Linked DNA regions of Mus musculus: region 1 is linked to region 2. Evidence: chromatin loops called from intact Hi-C (ENCODE). Cell type or tissue: left cerebral cortex. All regions are shown on one strand.

What was found. Hi-C counts contacts between places; a loop is a spot of excess contacts. Peaks named below come from ENCODE experiments on the same cell type or tissue, not always from the same donor. Only the 100,000 strongest peaks of a DNase experiment are listed, where the experiment ranks them.
Region 1: it touches region 2 in a loop (2.2-fold over the local background); 2 of 42 quality-filtered maps call a loop at or near these places.

The regions. Positions count from the first base shown.
Region 1 is chr19:33,781,791-33,789,790 of GRCm38, reverse strand. It overlaps Lipo1 (lipase, member O1), which reads left to right and starts at 2,339. Exons shown (of 9, transcript NM_001323065.1): 1 at 2,339-2,437; 2 at 4,049-4,166; 3 at 4,913-5,111; 4 at 6,227-6,336; 5 at 7,483-7,619. The coding sequence starts at 2,339. In left cerebral cortex, no CTCF peak of the experiment used is centred here; DNase peaks (open chromatin) are centred at 2,345 and 3,052; H3K27ac peaks cover 452 bases.
Region 2 is chr19:33,387,517-33,395,516 of GRCm38, reverse strand. Gm29998 (predicted gene, 29998) reads right to left here and starts at 3,716. Exons shown (of 4, transcript NR_166828.1): 1 at 2,948-3,716. It also overlaps the pseudogene Rnls. In left cerebral cortex, a CTCF peak has its summit at 3,236; DNase peaks (open chromatin) are centred at 3,265, 3,481 and 3,734; H3K4me3 peaks cover 1,375 bases; H3K27ac peaks cover 900 bases.

The sequences.
Region 1 (8,000 bases), 390 kb before region 2:
AAGTGATAACCTGTGAAAAGAACTTACAGAGATGTTCCTATGGAAAGAGCTTTAAGGTAACACAGAAATGTTAATAATAGTAGAACTATCTTGTGAGACAGTATATTTTATTTGAATTTTTATATAATACTTTCATAAACCATTGGTTGCCACATGTAGCTTACAAGTGGCTGTAATTGTGCTTACGATATTTACTGTAATAAAGAATATTTATTTAGAATAGATTTGAACAATGATCTTGCCCAATTTCTGAGTCTGAAAGAAAACACCACACAGTGGATGCATTGTAAAATGGGTCCATATGGTTCAGTCTTCTGTAGATTTTAGGGAAATGGTGTTTGCTCAGTTCTGGGGGCTGCAAAATGCCAGGAAACATAGTACAGTAAGAAGTGTGTGGAGAAGGGGTCCCAGAGACATCTAGGAATCAAATGATAGAGACAAGCCAGATGCATTTTTTGCCTTTTTTTTTTTTATAACAAAATGTCCTTTGGAATCATCACTTCCACCCATATGTGACCTACTTCTGAGATACAGCATGGATCCATTTAATGATGAGGTTCTCCTGACATAGTAATTGCAACAAGGCCCCATTTCCAAAAGGTTCCACAGTATTTGCACTGTAACTCTGAACAGCAACCTCCCAGCAATAGACCCTGGGACACAAGTCACATTCGAGTAGTACCATATGCATTCCCTATTATCAATATGTGAGGGTCCCCCCCCCCGGGATATGGGATTAGACATTTCTGAATGTTTTAAAACATCATTGCTAATCATGCTTTGTCACTTTTATGTTCTGAAGATATCATCTCCCAAATCTATACACATGTTGCTCTTAAGTGAGTTACAGGGGAAAATGTCTTTAAAGTGGCATTGTTTACAATCGCTATCTATTACTTTGTTCATTCTGTACTATATATCTCAGATTTCAAATTATTCAGTAAGGAAATATGGTTATAATTACTATTTTGAGGAAAATACAGCCTGGTGAGTGGTTGTTCAGCTTAAAATCTAAAGAAAGCTTCAGTCTTCACACTAAGGTTGCAGTTGTAGAGGAGGGTATTGGCAGGTGATGAGTCCAGAGCTAAGAAACCGTGTCAGTTGTGAGAGCTTTGCAACATTTGACATTTGATTTGACAAGCATCCAAGTTCATGGTTAAAGTAGGCACTGTCCATTTCTATAAAAGGTCATCCAAAAAATACATTCATGCTATATTAATAGTGAGCAGGATGGGAAAAAAAGAGAGAATTAAAATTTTATTTGGACTACAAGATATCAAATTAATTATATTTGGGACCAGTAAGTATGATACGCTATTAATTGTATTGGTTTAGGCTCAGTAGTAAAACAGCTAGATGTTATTTAGACATTATTTAGATAGTATTTAGAGAGAGAGAGCACACCATGAAGGTTGGCATTTACAATACTGATTTTATTACTAAGACTATTTGTCTAATTCATATCTCTTTTTTACCTTGCTTGGTATCTTGATATTAGGGAATTGAATAATAAAATAAGGTGAAAAAAAAGAAAAACAAGAAGCCACATCCTGTGCTTGGAACAGGAAAAGGGACGCAATCTAGTGGGTTCACCTAAACTAACAAATTTGTGATGATTAAAACTTTGTTCTCAATTGGCACTTTAAAATTAGGCTTAGAGAGGGGATGGAAAAGAGATGTTTATGTCTCATGACTTTTTTAAGCACATATTTTAGAAATTCAAAGAATAGTGGTGGAATACCTAGTTAGGAAAGAAGGCAGGAAAGTTATGGTGGACAGAAAGGATTCCTTGTAATACATATCTTCAACATGTGGAAATCCATTCACCTGGTTTTTCATTCATCTCTGCTATCATTTTTTTAACCTTTCCTCCTATCCTCACTCTGATGCAAAAAAAAAACTAAAGGCTTGGATGCTTGTCAAATCAAATGTCAAATTAAGTAATTTCTTTAAATCATTAACCAATAAATTGTATACTAATCTTAGTCCTTTCGGGTAAACCTCAAATAGGCATCAGTGAGGTTTTATAAGCAAATTAGTTAAGATTATTTTGTTTTTAGGAACTGCTAAGAAACAGGCAGATTTTATAAAACATATTGTCAATTTTAATTATATCTAAGCTGACTTTTAATTATATCTAAGCTGTTCTTTGTCCCATAGTTTTCTGCTGTATTTATTTTAAAGTTTTTGAGTTCATCTAAGATTCTTATTATATAATATGAAAATTTTCAGTGAAGGAAGGCTGCATATGGACATAAAATATATGCAATAAACTGAGATACACAGTACCATGCCTTTTGCTCCTTCATGAAAATAACTATTTCCCTGCAGGTTTAAAATGCTGTGGCTGCTGAGAACAATGTGCCTTATCCATGTACTTGGAAAAATATTTTGTTTAATTGGACCAAACAAGAATCCTGAATCTAACATGAATGTTGTAAGCTATTCATTTTTAATTTATTTTTTAATTCTTTAATTATTTTTATAGGCCTGGCTTCATCCCCATCCTCGTCTGCCCCACTCGACCGCTCCCCATTCCATACCTCCTCCCCCAGCCCCATCTCCAAAAGGATGCCCCCAGCCCCACCCCACCCCACCAGAACTCCCAACCTCCTAGAGCCTCAAGTCTCCGGAGGGTTAGGTACATCTTCTCTCATTGAGGCCAGACCAGGCAAACCTCGGCTGTATCTGTGTTGGAGGCACCATATCAGCTGGCATATGCTGCCCGGATGGTGTCTCCATGTTGGAGAGATCTCGGCGGTAAGATCAATTGAGGCTTCTGCTCTCTACATGGGGCCCGCCCTCCTCCTCAGCTTCTTCCAACTTTTTCCTAATTCAACCACAGAGGTCCCCGGCTTCTGTCCAGTATATTAATTGGGTGCTGGTACCTGCACCTGATTCTTTCAGCTGCTTGTTGGGATTCTCAGAAAGCAGCCATGCTAGGTTCTTGTCTGCAAGCACACCGCAGCATCAGTAACAGTGTCAGATTCCCTGGCTGCTGCTTGAGCTGGATTCCAATCTGGGCCTCTCACTGAATCTCATTTCTCTCATGTTCTTCTCTATTTTTGTCCCTGCAGTTCCTTCAGGCAGGAACAATTCTGAGTCAGAGCTTTTGACTGTGCGGTGGCAACCCCATTCCTCCACTTGTCCTGCCACTAGAGGTGGATTCTACAAGTTCCCACTCCCCACTGTAGGACTTCATCTACGGTTCCTCCTTTTGAGTTCTGAGAATCTCTCAACTTTCAGGTCTCTGCTACATTCTGGAGGGTCTGCCCCACCTCCTACCTCCCAAGGTTGCCTGTTTCCATTCTTTCTGCTGGCCCTCAGGGCTTCACTCCTGTTCACCTCCCCCCACAATACTTGATCATGTTCCCCTCCTCACTTTTCTGTCTCCTCTCCCTCCCAGCCCCCTCCCACCGTCTGCCCTCAAAACTGCTTTCCTCCCCACTGTGTCCTTCAGCTTGTTAACCTTCTTGAGTCCTCTGTGTTATGTCCTGGGTATTCAATACTTTTTTGGCTAATATCCACGTATTAGTCAGTATATACCACGCATGTCTTTTTGGATCTAAGTTACCTACTCAAGATGAAATTTTCTAATTTGCTTGAAAAACTCATGTTGTCCTCGTTTATAGCTGAGTAGTATTCCATTGTGTAAATTCTCTGTATCCATTTTTCCATTTGTGAGACATCTGGGTTGTTTTCAACTGTTGGCTATCTTAATTAAGGCTGCTATGAACATAGTGTAACACGTGCCCTTGTGGCATGCTCGAGCATCTTTTGGGTATATACCCAAGAGTGGTATTGCTGGGTATTCAGGTAGATCTATCTACAATTTTCTAAGCTATTCTTATCACTAATAAAATTAAATGCATCTGCTTTATCTCTGTGAGTTTATTTGAACCTTTCTAAATGGCTGCATCTCTTACAATCTGAACAGTGACCAGAATGATGACTTAATACCAGGAAGAAATAATTCTATTTTAAGGAACTTGAGAAATGAGTATTTTCAAAATTCATGAAAATCATTATTGCATGTTTTCTCTTGTAGAGTCAGATTATTAAACACTGGGAATATCCAAGTGAAGAATATGAGGTTGTGACTGATGATGGTTACATTCTTCCAATTAACCGAATTCCTCATGGGAAGAACAATGCTAATAGTTCAGGTAAGATCTGAGTGAGATACATACTGAAGCTCTCAGCACCCTGAGGCAAGGACATGCTAAGCTATGACTTACAAAATAGTTACCTCCAAAGTGAGTGATTTCAAAAGAGTAATCAGAGATCCATGGTGCCCATGACTACAACAGGGGCTTAAAGGAACCAAGCTTTCATTGGTCCCTGTGAGAACAAGAATGTGCTTCTACAGAGGTAGCTGAGCCCCTAAATAATTTTCAAGCACACTGCATCTGGGAAATCCTTTTGTTACCTGTTGTGAGTATTCATAGTTTATATTCCAGATGTTAATACATATGATTTGGTCCATTCCTCATATCCACCTAGAAGCCCTTGATGTTCTTAGAGTCCAGTGAATTTTAAAAGAAACTGCATATTAATCTTTAGATGTTTAGCAATTAGTATTTTTGTACATTTGACTCTTGGATTTTTGATAGTATGAACCATTCCTTTTAAATAACTACAAACTATAAAATCTAAAAGATTAACAGATATAGGAAAATTTATGGTTGATGAGGGTGTGGTAGGAAGGAGATCAAAATCCTATAAAAACAACTCTTTTTTGTGTGTGCAGTTCCATATTGATTGACTAACTGACATAAGTGAAATGAAGTCTTAGTACATCCCTGTGTGCTAGTTTCAAAATCTTTTGGTTCCATTATGAATATTTGATTTTCTTGCTTACATTGTCAGTAGACTCTAATGGTGTAAAGCATGTTCATGATTGTTTTTGCAGCCCCAAAGATGGTAGTATTTTGTCTCCCTGGCTTGTTTTCAACTGCTGGTGTATGGGTTTCCAATCCCCCTGACAACAGCCTGGCCTTCATCCTAGCAGATGCTGGGTATGATGTGTGGTTGGGAAACAACAGAGGAAGTACCTGGGCAAAGAAACACGTGACCCTCAACCCAGATTCTAAAGAATTCTGGGCTTTTAGGTAGGGAACAATTCCCTGTGATTTCTACTTTTGTGTTAAAAGAATGTCAAATAGTTTAATGGTTAAATAATTTTGTGGGTCTGAATTGAAGACATTTCACTTAGAATGATTTTAAAAGAATGATTTGGGTAATATAGTTTGGACCTTTGTATTATGATTACTATACCTAATAATTATAATAAAATTGTCATTATAGTCTTCTTGAAATATTAGTCCACTAATAAATCCAGTTAATTTTAAAATTATTCAGTGTGTGTGTGTCTGTGTGTGTGTGTGTATATGTATGTAAATGCTTCAGTTTGTTTGGAGAGGCCAAGAAACAACTTAAGAAAATTTGCTATATACTTTATCCATGTTGGTCCTGGGGATAAAGTCAGTACAACCAGCTTGGTAACAAATGCCTTTACTCACTGAGTTTTATCAAAAGGCTCACCGATGTCTGTATAAACTTGTTTTATTGAAGTAAATTTGATATATTTTTAAAAATGATTTGGAAAACAGACATTTGCCTACAACCATTCTCAATTACTTTTTCTTTAAGCATGCATTCTGATTTTTTTGTGTGTGCATGATTTTGTGTATGAATTATGTAAATATTATCTCATTAATTTGTTTAATCAACTTCCTTTACGTATTCATCTTTATACCTCTAGCAATCTCTCTCTCTCTCTCTCTCTCTCTCTCTCTCTCTCTCTCTCTCTCTCTCTCCCTCCCACCCCCAAGGAACCTTGGCATAGATTTTGCAACCTACTTCCCAATTCTAAATCATATAATGGTCATATGAAGAACCTAGAATTTTTAGAAAATTGACTCTAAAGCAAAAGTGCTCTGAATTATGTCTAACATTTCATTCACTAGGCACATAGCAAAGATATCTTAATTCTGTGCAATGTAAATAACTGTGGACAAATGTCATGGGAAATTTGTAATCACAAAGAAATGGTGATCATAAGGTGGCAACATAGTGAACAAATGGATAGTAATCGATAATTGCCAACACTTTGAGAACCATGTTACCTTTCATATAGATCACATAGAGACATCACTTAAAACAGAAATTATTTGCCTATTAGTTAGTAACTAAATCACTTTTTCTCCATTCTGTTTTCTTGCAGTTATGATGAGATGATAAAATATGACCTTCCAGCCATCATTAATTTCATTCTGGAGAAAACAGGACAAAAGCAAATTTACTATGCTGGCCATTCTCAAGGAACCCTAATCGGTATGCAAGGAAGAACAATGTTGAAGTTGTATGCTGAAGAACAAACATATACATATAATTTACACCACTTGGTAAAACACAGAGAAGCTCTGACATATGATAACAACTGTAGCCTGATTTAAAATGTAAAATGTTGAAATCACAGTATCTATTGCATAAAATATTTAAATTAAGTCCATAATGTGAAGTACTCCTAGGGTTTTCTATACCTAGAAGTTATGAGACTAATCATTGTGTGGTGTGTGTGTGTGTGTGTGTGTGTGTGTGTACTCACGTGAGTGTTCTTTCTCAAATGGCATTATATATATTGAAAATTGGAGTGTCCATTTTCTTAGAAAATGCTCTATGAATCTGTCTCCACTGTCTCATTCAGCTCTTACACAGATTTGATTGAGATTGTTTGGGTTTGTACAAAGAATATACTTTCAAAGGACAAATGTGACCAAGAACAGATGGTCAAGGAAGATATTCTTAACTAATGTATCCATTTTTCCAATTTATAATGTGACAGACAGAATGATTGTAGATAGATAAGTAGATTGATATATAGGTGTGCACCTATACGAGTGGGCCGGCTATTCTACATGGAGGACATGTGAAGGAAAATCATTAAAAATCTAGAGATCGTTAAAATCAATGTGTGATACTTTGTGTAGGTGTCTCTTCCGAGAGTCAGGGAAGACTTTAATGTTTAAGAGTACTGAGTGGATTCTTAATTACGGTCAGCCCCAAATATGTGAAAAACTCTAAGGCCATCTGTAATTCTTTAATTAATGTAAATAAGCTTCCATTGGTGAGAATACAAAACAAATTAAGTACAACAGCGCAGAGAATAAAATGCCAACGTAACAGAATTCCAGAAATTATTAGAGAGATCTCTCAAAGACCAGAGTATGTTTCCTCTTCCAGACTTTTTTTTTTTCTAATGGTAAGTCATAAACAGCATCATTCACAGTAAGTGGTGGGGGGGAGATGCAAATTGAAGAGATGAGTAAATTAAGGGAAATCTTCAGGAACGAGTTTAAATGTCTGCAAAAAGCAAACATAATCTCTGTTGAAAAAAACATATCTATGCAGAAAATGTTAAGAATGGAGAACAACAACTACATAATTTGTGTTTATATTCATATGTATTATTTCTTTCAGCTCTGGGGGCATTTGCAACAAATCAAGAACTGGCTGAAAAGATTAAACTCAGCATTTTAATAGCTCCAATTCATACTGTTAAATATGTCAAAGGTTCTGGGCGCCTTCCAGCTTATTTTACTCCAACGGCTTTCAAGGTTTGTGATGAAGTCAAAGTGGTGGTATACTTACACTTTTCCAAACAAGTTTGCTAAGGAAGAGATCTACCAGTACAGTCTTTTGCCCATTCACCCACACCTCCTCCCTTGATGGCTGCAGAAAGTCTCTCCTCAAAGTTTGCCAGTCTGCACTTTGTCCAATGCACTCTCCTTAGGATGGATATATTTTTAATATTTATTCTTCTTCATATTAATTTATATTTTATTTTTGACAATTTTATACATTAGAACTATACCGACATCATTCCCATCCCTTCCTATTCTCTTCCAATTCCTCTGTGCCCCTTCCCTTGCAAGTTCATGACTGTCTCCTTCAGTATCACCATTACACATACATGTACATACTAAGTTCATTCAGTG
Region 2 (8,000 bases):
CTCAAGCAGGTCAGGGAGTAGGAGCTGATGCAGAGGCCATGGAGTGATGTTCTTTACTGGCTTGCTTCCCCTGGCTTGCTCATCCTGCTCTCTTATAGAACCCAAGACTACCAGCCCAGAGATGGTCCCACCCACAAGGGGCCTTTCCCCCTTGATCACTAATTGAGAAAATGCCTTACAGCTGGATCTCATGGAGGCATCTCCCAAACTGAAGCTCCTTTCTTTGGGATACTCCAACCTGTGTCAAGTTGACACCCAAAACCAGCCAGTACAGATGGGTAAAAGCTCAATCATCTGCCAAGAGTGAGTTCAAAGTAGATTAACTATTCATGGTTACAGACTGGCAGTGTGGCAGATCAGCATGTCTGCTCCTCCCCAACCCCCTTCACCCTACCTGTCTCCCAGGAGGTCTTCCATAACCAAGAACACAAGGAGACAGGGACACAGGAAGACTACTCTAAACAGGGACACACAAGGCCTGCCCTACTCAGAGACAGCACTGCCTGCCTCCCAGAAAGCCTGCTCTAACCCCAGTCACACAGCTTTACCTATCTCTAAGGAGGGCTGCTCCAGTACAAGACACCAAAGACAGTTAACAGCAGAGTAAAAAGCAAGCACAAGGTCATAAGTAAGAGAAGCCAATGTAAACTGGCACCATCAGAACCCAGTTCTCCTACCACAGCAAAATCTGTATACCTTAGCACAGCTGAAAAGCAAGATTCTGATCTAAAATCCCATCTCATAGAAATAATAGAGGTCTTTAAGGAGGATATAAATAACTCCCTTAAAGAAATACAGGAAAACAGAGGCCTCAAAGAGGAAACAAATCCCTTAAAGAAATAAATACAATCAAGTAAGTGAAGGAATAGAACAACACAGTCCAAGACCTAAAAATGGAAATAGAAACAATAAAGAAATCACAAATGGAGGCAACCCTAGATATGGAAAACCTAAGAAAGAGATCAGGAGCTACAGCTGCAATCATGACCAACAGAATACCAGAGATGGAAGAGAGAATCTTAGATGTAGGACATATCATAGAAGATATCGGCATATCAGTCAAAGAAAGTAAGATAAAACATTCCTAACCCAAAACATCCAGGAATTTTGGGACACAATGAAAAGACAAACCTAAAAATAATAGTAATAGAAGAGAGTGAAGATTCCCAGTTCAAAGGGCCAGAAAACATCTTCAAAAAATCATAGAAGAAAATGTTCCTAACCTAAAGAAAGAGATAGCCATAAATGTACAGGAAACCCACAGAATACCAAATTGATTGAACCAGAAAAGAAAACCCTCCTGCCACATAATAATAAAAACACAAAATGTACAGGACAAAGAATGCATATTAAAAAGCTGTATGGGAAAAAGACCAAGTAACATATAAAGGCAGACCTATCAGAATTACACCAGACTTCTCAAGAGAGACACTTAAAGCCAGAAGATCTTGGACAGATGTCATATAGACTCTAAGAGACCACAGATGGCAGCCCAGGCTACTATGCCCAGCAAAACTGTCAATCACAGTAGAGGGAGAAATGAAGATATTCCATGATACAAACCAAATTTAAACAATATCTTTCTACTAATCCAGCCCTACAGAGGATACTAGAAGCAAAACTCTAACGCAAGGAAAGTAACTATACCCAAGAAAACACAAGAAATGAATTATCTCACAACAAAACCAAAAGAAGAGCCTCAAACATACATAATACCACCTCCAATGACAAAAATAACAGGAATTAAAAATCATTGGTCTTTACTATCTCTCAAAATCAACATACTCAATTCAAAAATAAAATGTCACAGGGTAACAGACTAAATATGCAAACAGGATCCATTATTTTACTGCATACAGAAAACACACCTCAGAAACAAAGACAGACACTACCTCAGAGTAAAGGACTGGAAAGTTTTCTAAGCCAAAGGGTCCTAAGAAACAAGCTGGAGTCACCATTCTAATATCCAATAAAATAGACTTTCAACCAAAATTAATCAAAATATATGGAGAAGGACACTTTATACTCATCAAAGGAAAAATTCACCAAGATGAAGTCTCAAGGCTGAACATCTATGCCCCAAATGAAAGGTCACCCACATTTGTAAAAGAAACTTGACTAAAGCTCAAACACACATTGAACTTCACACAATAATAGTGGGGGACTTCAATAACCAACTTCCAACAATAGGCAGATCATTAAAACAGAAACTAAACAGACACAATGAAACTAACCGAAGTTATGAATCAAATGGATTTAACAGATATCTACAGAACATTTCATCCCCAAACCAAAAAATAAACCCTCTTCTCAACACCTCGTGTAAACTTCTCCAAAATTGACCATATATTTGAACAAAAAACAAGCCTCAACAGATACAAGGAGATTGCATTAATCCCACACGTTCTATCAGATCACCAAGGACTACAACTTGACTTCAATAACAAAAGCAACAGAAAGTCCACATACTCATGTAAACTGAACAACTCTAAAAACAGCTTCGAATCATTTTGCATTCAATGCTTTTCCTGTTCTTTTACTGCTAAGCTTACAAGTATTCTTAGGGTATCTATGTTCACCCACATTTTCTTCAAGTTCTTTTCTTAGATTAAAAAAAACTGATCAAACAAAAATTTGATGACAGGAATTTTTGTCATCAGAACACATTAAGCAAAACTTGACTTTTAACTGTTTTTATTATTGGATACTATTGTCAAGGTTCCATAGCATTTTTCAGGTAATTATTTTTAATGGTTCCTATTTTTCATTGCTTTTTTTTTTTTTTTTTAATTGAGAACTTCTTAGGGCAAAGTTGATGCCAGGGCCATGGTAGTGACAGATTCTACTTTACAGAATATTCCTTCATTCACAGTGATCCCATTTTGACACAGAAGTTTGTATTTGTGGACATGGTAAGTGAGACAAAATTTTCTGGTGAACCAAGTACCTGTATTCTTCACAACTTTGGAAAGGAGGTATTATTTTCCACATTTTGCAGTCACTGAGGAGCCAATGTCAGGAAGGACACATAATTTATAGTCTCTGAGGTGGTGTAACAATGATTAAAAAAAAAAAAGTCTCTGATTTCAAAACCCTCTGTCACCTGAAGAGGCCTATAAAACCACAGAAGAAATCTGGCTGTGGCTTTGCTGCTGACTCCTCTCCCTCACTTCAGTCATCCTCAAGAGGCCAACTGGCGGTGACTTCCTGATTTATCCTCCAGGGGACGATGGGATTGGGGCTCACCGGGTAACCAAGCTGCCCGGTGGAGGCCTGGGCAGAAAGTCGCCGGGGCCTCAGTCACCCCTGTGGGTTCTCCGCGCTCTCAGGAGCAGACGTCTCGCGCAGGGCACCGCCCTGCCTGACCCACGCGGGGACACAGTGGTAGAGTGGGACGGCGAGGCTCCGCGTCTCTGTCAGCGGCCTAGCCGAAGGGCAGCCGCCATGTCCCGGGTACTGGTCGTGGGCGCTGGGCTAACCGGAAGTCTGTGTGCCGCGCTGCTGAGGAAGGAAATAACCGCCCCCCTGTACCTCGGCCTGTGAGACAAGGGTGGGGATATAGGTGAGTTGTTAGGACAGCCAGAGCGTAACAGGCCTCTCCTCGGTGAAGTAGGCGGGCCACCCAGTCGCTCTGAGAGAAAATCCCAGTCAGTGGGGGCTTCTCCGGCGCAGACGCCGCGGCTGAGCGCTCTCCGTGTGAGAGCTGTCACGTGACTGGAGGCTGCTGCCGCCCAAAAGCCGCTTCTGGTGTAGAGAGGACTGGACCCGGAGCCCTGCCCAGAGGCGGTGCACAGAGCCCTGCCCAGGGAAGCTTGTGACCCGCAAGCATCCGCCCACCGGAGCCCTGTGGGCTAAGCTGCTCTCTATCATTGAAGCTTTCTCCAGGATGCAGATCCCCAAATCCACCTCGACCAAGACTTCCCAGACGTCTAGAATAAGAGGCCTTCTTGTACATCCTGACTGAGGAACGTTTTTTTTACTCCTTGTGGCGTTCCATCCGTTTAGTTTTAGTCATCCATTAATTCGTTCATTTGTTCAGATTAACACAATTTGTACTAATGACATTGTAAAGCAATGCTGTATTATTCATGAGTTTCATGAGTTATTTCCTCAAATTAAAAACAAAACCAAACAACAACAACAACAAAACAAAAAACAAAACAAAAAAAACAGGACCAAATAACCAAGATAATGAGCGATATAAAGTCTTTAGCTTACCTTAATGAGTTTAATGTATTTGGACAAAGACAATAAAGCAACCAAGCTAGGGTGACTTGTACAATTTCAAGAAGTTCATTTATGACTGACAGTTGCTTATGAATTATTTTAAGGGGGAAGAATGATTACTGCCAGCAGTCCTCATAATCCCCGATGCACAGCTGACTTGGGAGCTCAGTACATCACCTGCTCTCCTCATTATGTCAAAGAGCACCAAAAGTAAGTTAGTCACCACAAGTTTTAGTAGATACATATGTGGTGTAAAATGATACAGATCATCCATTCTAAAACATTTTAAACTTTGCCTCTTATGACAATGACATGTTCGTATTGTCCTTATGAAGGTTGGATGAAATTGTATATGGAACAATAAAAAGGGACCCTCAATAACATGTAGTTAGTTGCTGGTGTGGAAGATGGCAGATAGTAATGACAGTCAGTATTTTCCTTATTTTTTTATTAAGTATTTTCTTTATTTACATTTCAAATGTTATTCCCTTTCCTAGTTTCCCCTCCAAAAGTCTGCTATCCTCCCCCATTCCCCTGCTCCCCAACTCACCCACTCCTGGTTCCTGGCCCAGGCATTCCCCTATACTAGGGCATAGAACCTTTACAGGACCAAGGGCCTTTCCTCCCATTGATGAGCGACTAGGCCATCCTCTGCTATATATGCAGCTAGAGCCACGAGTCCCTCCGTGTGTTTTCTTTGGTGGTTTAGTCCCAGTTAGCTTTGGAGTTACTGGTTAGTTCACATTGTTGTTCTTGCTAAGGGGCTGCAAACCCCTTCAGCTCCTTGGGTACTTTCTCTAGCTCCTTCATTGGGGACCCTGTGTTCCACTTCTGTATTAGTCAGGCACTGGCAGAGCCTCTCAGGAGACAGCTATATCAGGCTCCTTTCAGCAAGCTCTTGTTGGCATCTGCAATAGTGTCTGGGTTTGGTGGTTGTTTATGGGATGGATCCCCAGGTGGGGCAGTTTCTAAGCACATTTAAAATGAGGCATATAATACTTTTCTATGTACTTTTCTTGTTTATAGAGTGAAGTAGGAGTTGGCTAACATCAGCAGATTTACATATTCTTGAAGCATTTCTGTTCTTCAAGTTTTGTTTAAAATCATATCCACTGCTTAATTATATGAGGATTTATAGTGTGATTTGATGTTTAATGTCAAATGGTTAGATAAAGCAAGACAGTTGTAGAGCTAATTAAACTATACATTTACATTTAATGATTATTTCAGTTTTTATGAGGAACTGTTAGCTCATGGAATTTTGAAGCCTCTGACATCCCCCATTGAAGGAATGAAAGGGAAGGAAGGAGATTGCAACTTTGTGGCACCTCAAGGATTTTCTTCAGTTATCAAGTACTACTTGAAAAAGTCAGGTGGGAAATGGATTTTCTCTGTCTCTTAGGATAAAAGTTGTGGGTTAAATGCTGGTATCGTATAGATTATGAAAATAGTTAAACTCTCAGTCAGCCTTTCCTTCCTCCAAATAACCCTGACCTCAGTTTTGAGTGTGTGCACTTTTACAAATTTTGGTTTTCCTATGCATGAAAACAAAGCTCTGTCACTAATTACTATTCATTTGTTTATATTCATTTCCTTAAAATATGAGCAAAGGGGATTATTATAGAAACTATTCAGTATCTTTCTGTTTCATATCTTTGGCATGTTTTTAATCAACAAATTTAACTTGCTTTCTTTTCTTTAATGATATCCAAAATAGGATAGTATGTGTGTGTAATCATTTATTCAACTTTCTTGTGTACATTTCTATTTTGAAGATTGGGAAGATGTCTGTGTTTCTGAGTATACAAACGCACTTTTCTATCCCTCTCCTTGGCATAACAGTAGGATGTATTGAATCCAATAGATTGTGCTTCTCTTAAAGACCAACTCATTGGTAGTGAATGATTATGTTCCTCACATGGATATCATACCACCTGCAATGGGCTGGGCTATCCCTCCAGCAATCAATAATTAAGAATATGCCCTATAGCTTGTTTTTATGGAGGCATTTTGTTTTTGCTTTTTGTTGTTGCTGTTGTTTATATTTGACCATTTTTATTGTTTAAAGCATTTAATTACTTCATAATCAGAGGTATATTTTGTTTATACACATAGTGAAAGCAATGGGGATGTCAACATAGTTAATCTTCAGTGTCTGCACCTCAAATTTCCAACTTAAAACACTGAAAAAAAAATCTCACAGCTCTGACTTTCTACTGTTCTGTTTTGTTTTGTTTTGTTTTGTTTTGTGTTGTTTTCTCATTTGTCATTGTTACTTACTAGTGTGGGATAATTGAGAGTAACAAAAGGACTGTAGCTATCACTTACTAACTGTTTTGCTTTGTTTGTTTGCTTTCTTGAGATAGGGCTTCTTTTAAAAAACAATAGTTTGTTTCTTTTGCAGAAACAACTATCTAACTGCTTTTGCACAGTAGTATTTACATTTACCATTCTCTTTCCTGTCCATATGTTTACTTTTTTCTAACCCTGATATGAGGAAAGTAAGCCTGTGTAGTTCTCTCTCACAGTTCTCCCTGCTGACTAATTATGACATGTATTTATCCCGTACAATGTTCTTTCAGGGATGCTGGAAAGTAGCATACAAACTATAGATGAATTTCCCTTTTTTTTTCTTTGTTTGTTCTTTTTTTCTTTGATATTTTCTTTATTTACATTTCAAATGTTATTCTCTTTCCTGGTTTCCCCTCTGAAAATCCTCTACCCCATTCCCCCTCCCCCTGCTCACCAACCAACCCACTCCCGCTTCCCTGTCCTGGCATTCCCCTACATTAGGGCATTGAGCCTTCTTAGGACCAAGGGCCTCTCTTCCCATTGTCCAACAAGACCATCCTCTGCTACAAATGCATCTGGAGCCATGGGTCCCTCCATGTGTACTCCTTGGTGGCTTAGTCCCTGGGAGCTCTGGGGGGGGGGGTCTTGTTGGTTGATATTGTTGTTCTTCCTATGGGGCTGCAAACCCCTTGAGCTCCTTCAGTCCCTTCTCTAACTCCTCCATTGGGGACCCTGCACTCAGTGCAATGGTTGGCTGCAAGCATCCTACTCTGTATTTGTCAGGCTCTGGCAGGGCCTCTCAGGAGACAGCTATATCAGGCTCCTGTCAGCAAGCACTTGTTGGCATCCAAAATAGTATCTGGGTTTGGTGACTGTATGTGGGATGGATCCCCAGGTGGGGCAGTCTCTGGATGGTCTTTCCTTCAATCTCTACACACTTTAATCAGTACATTTAAATTTCTTTCCTATGTCTTCAGGTCTCATCAAAACATTTCCAGGTGCTGCTAAAATGCAATCTGTGAGAAATGGTACAAGAAAAATTTGCTTCTATTTTCCTCCTTAAAATAGAGGAAACTGGATAGGGACATGGCTTAGTGGGTAAGAGGCTTGCTGTGAAAGCAAGATGACCTACATTTAAATCCCCAGAGCCCACACAAAGGCTGGGTGTGGCAGCAAGTGCCTGTACCCCAAGCAGAGGCAGGGAGATCTCAGTAGTTTGACAGTCAATCTAGCTGAAATGGCCAGCTTCACATTCAGTGAAAACTTTCCTCAAAACATTGGGTAAAGAACATCTGATAGACTCCTCTTTCTGGCCTCCACATGCTTAAACACAGATAGGTATGTCTGTACTACACACACACACACACACACAAAACACTGGAAGGAAGCTGGGAATGAACTGTAATAACAATATAATAGAAACACATTTACCTTTATAAAATGTCTAATCCCTGTTAGTCTTCTATCTATATAGCTGTGTG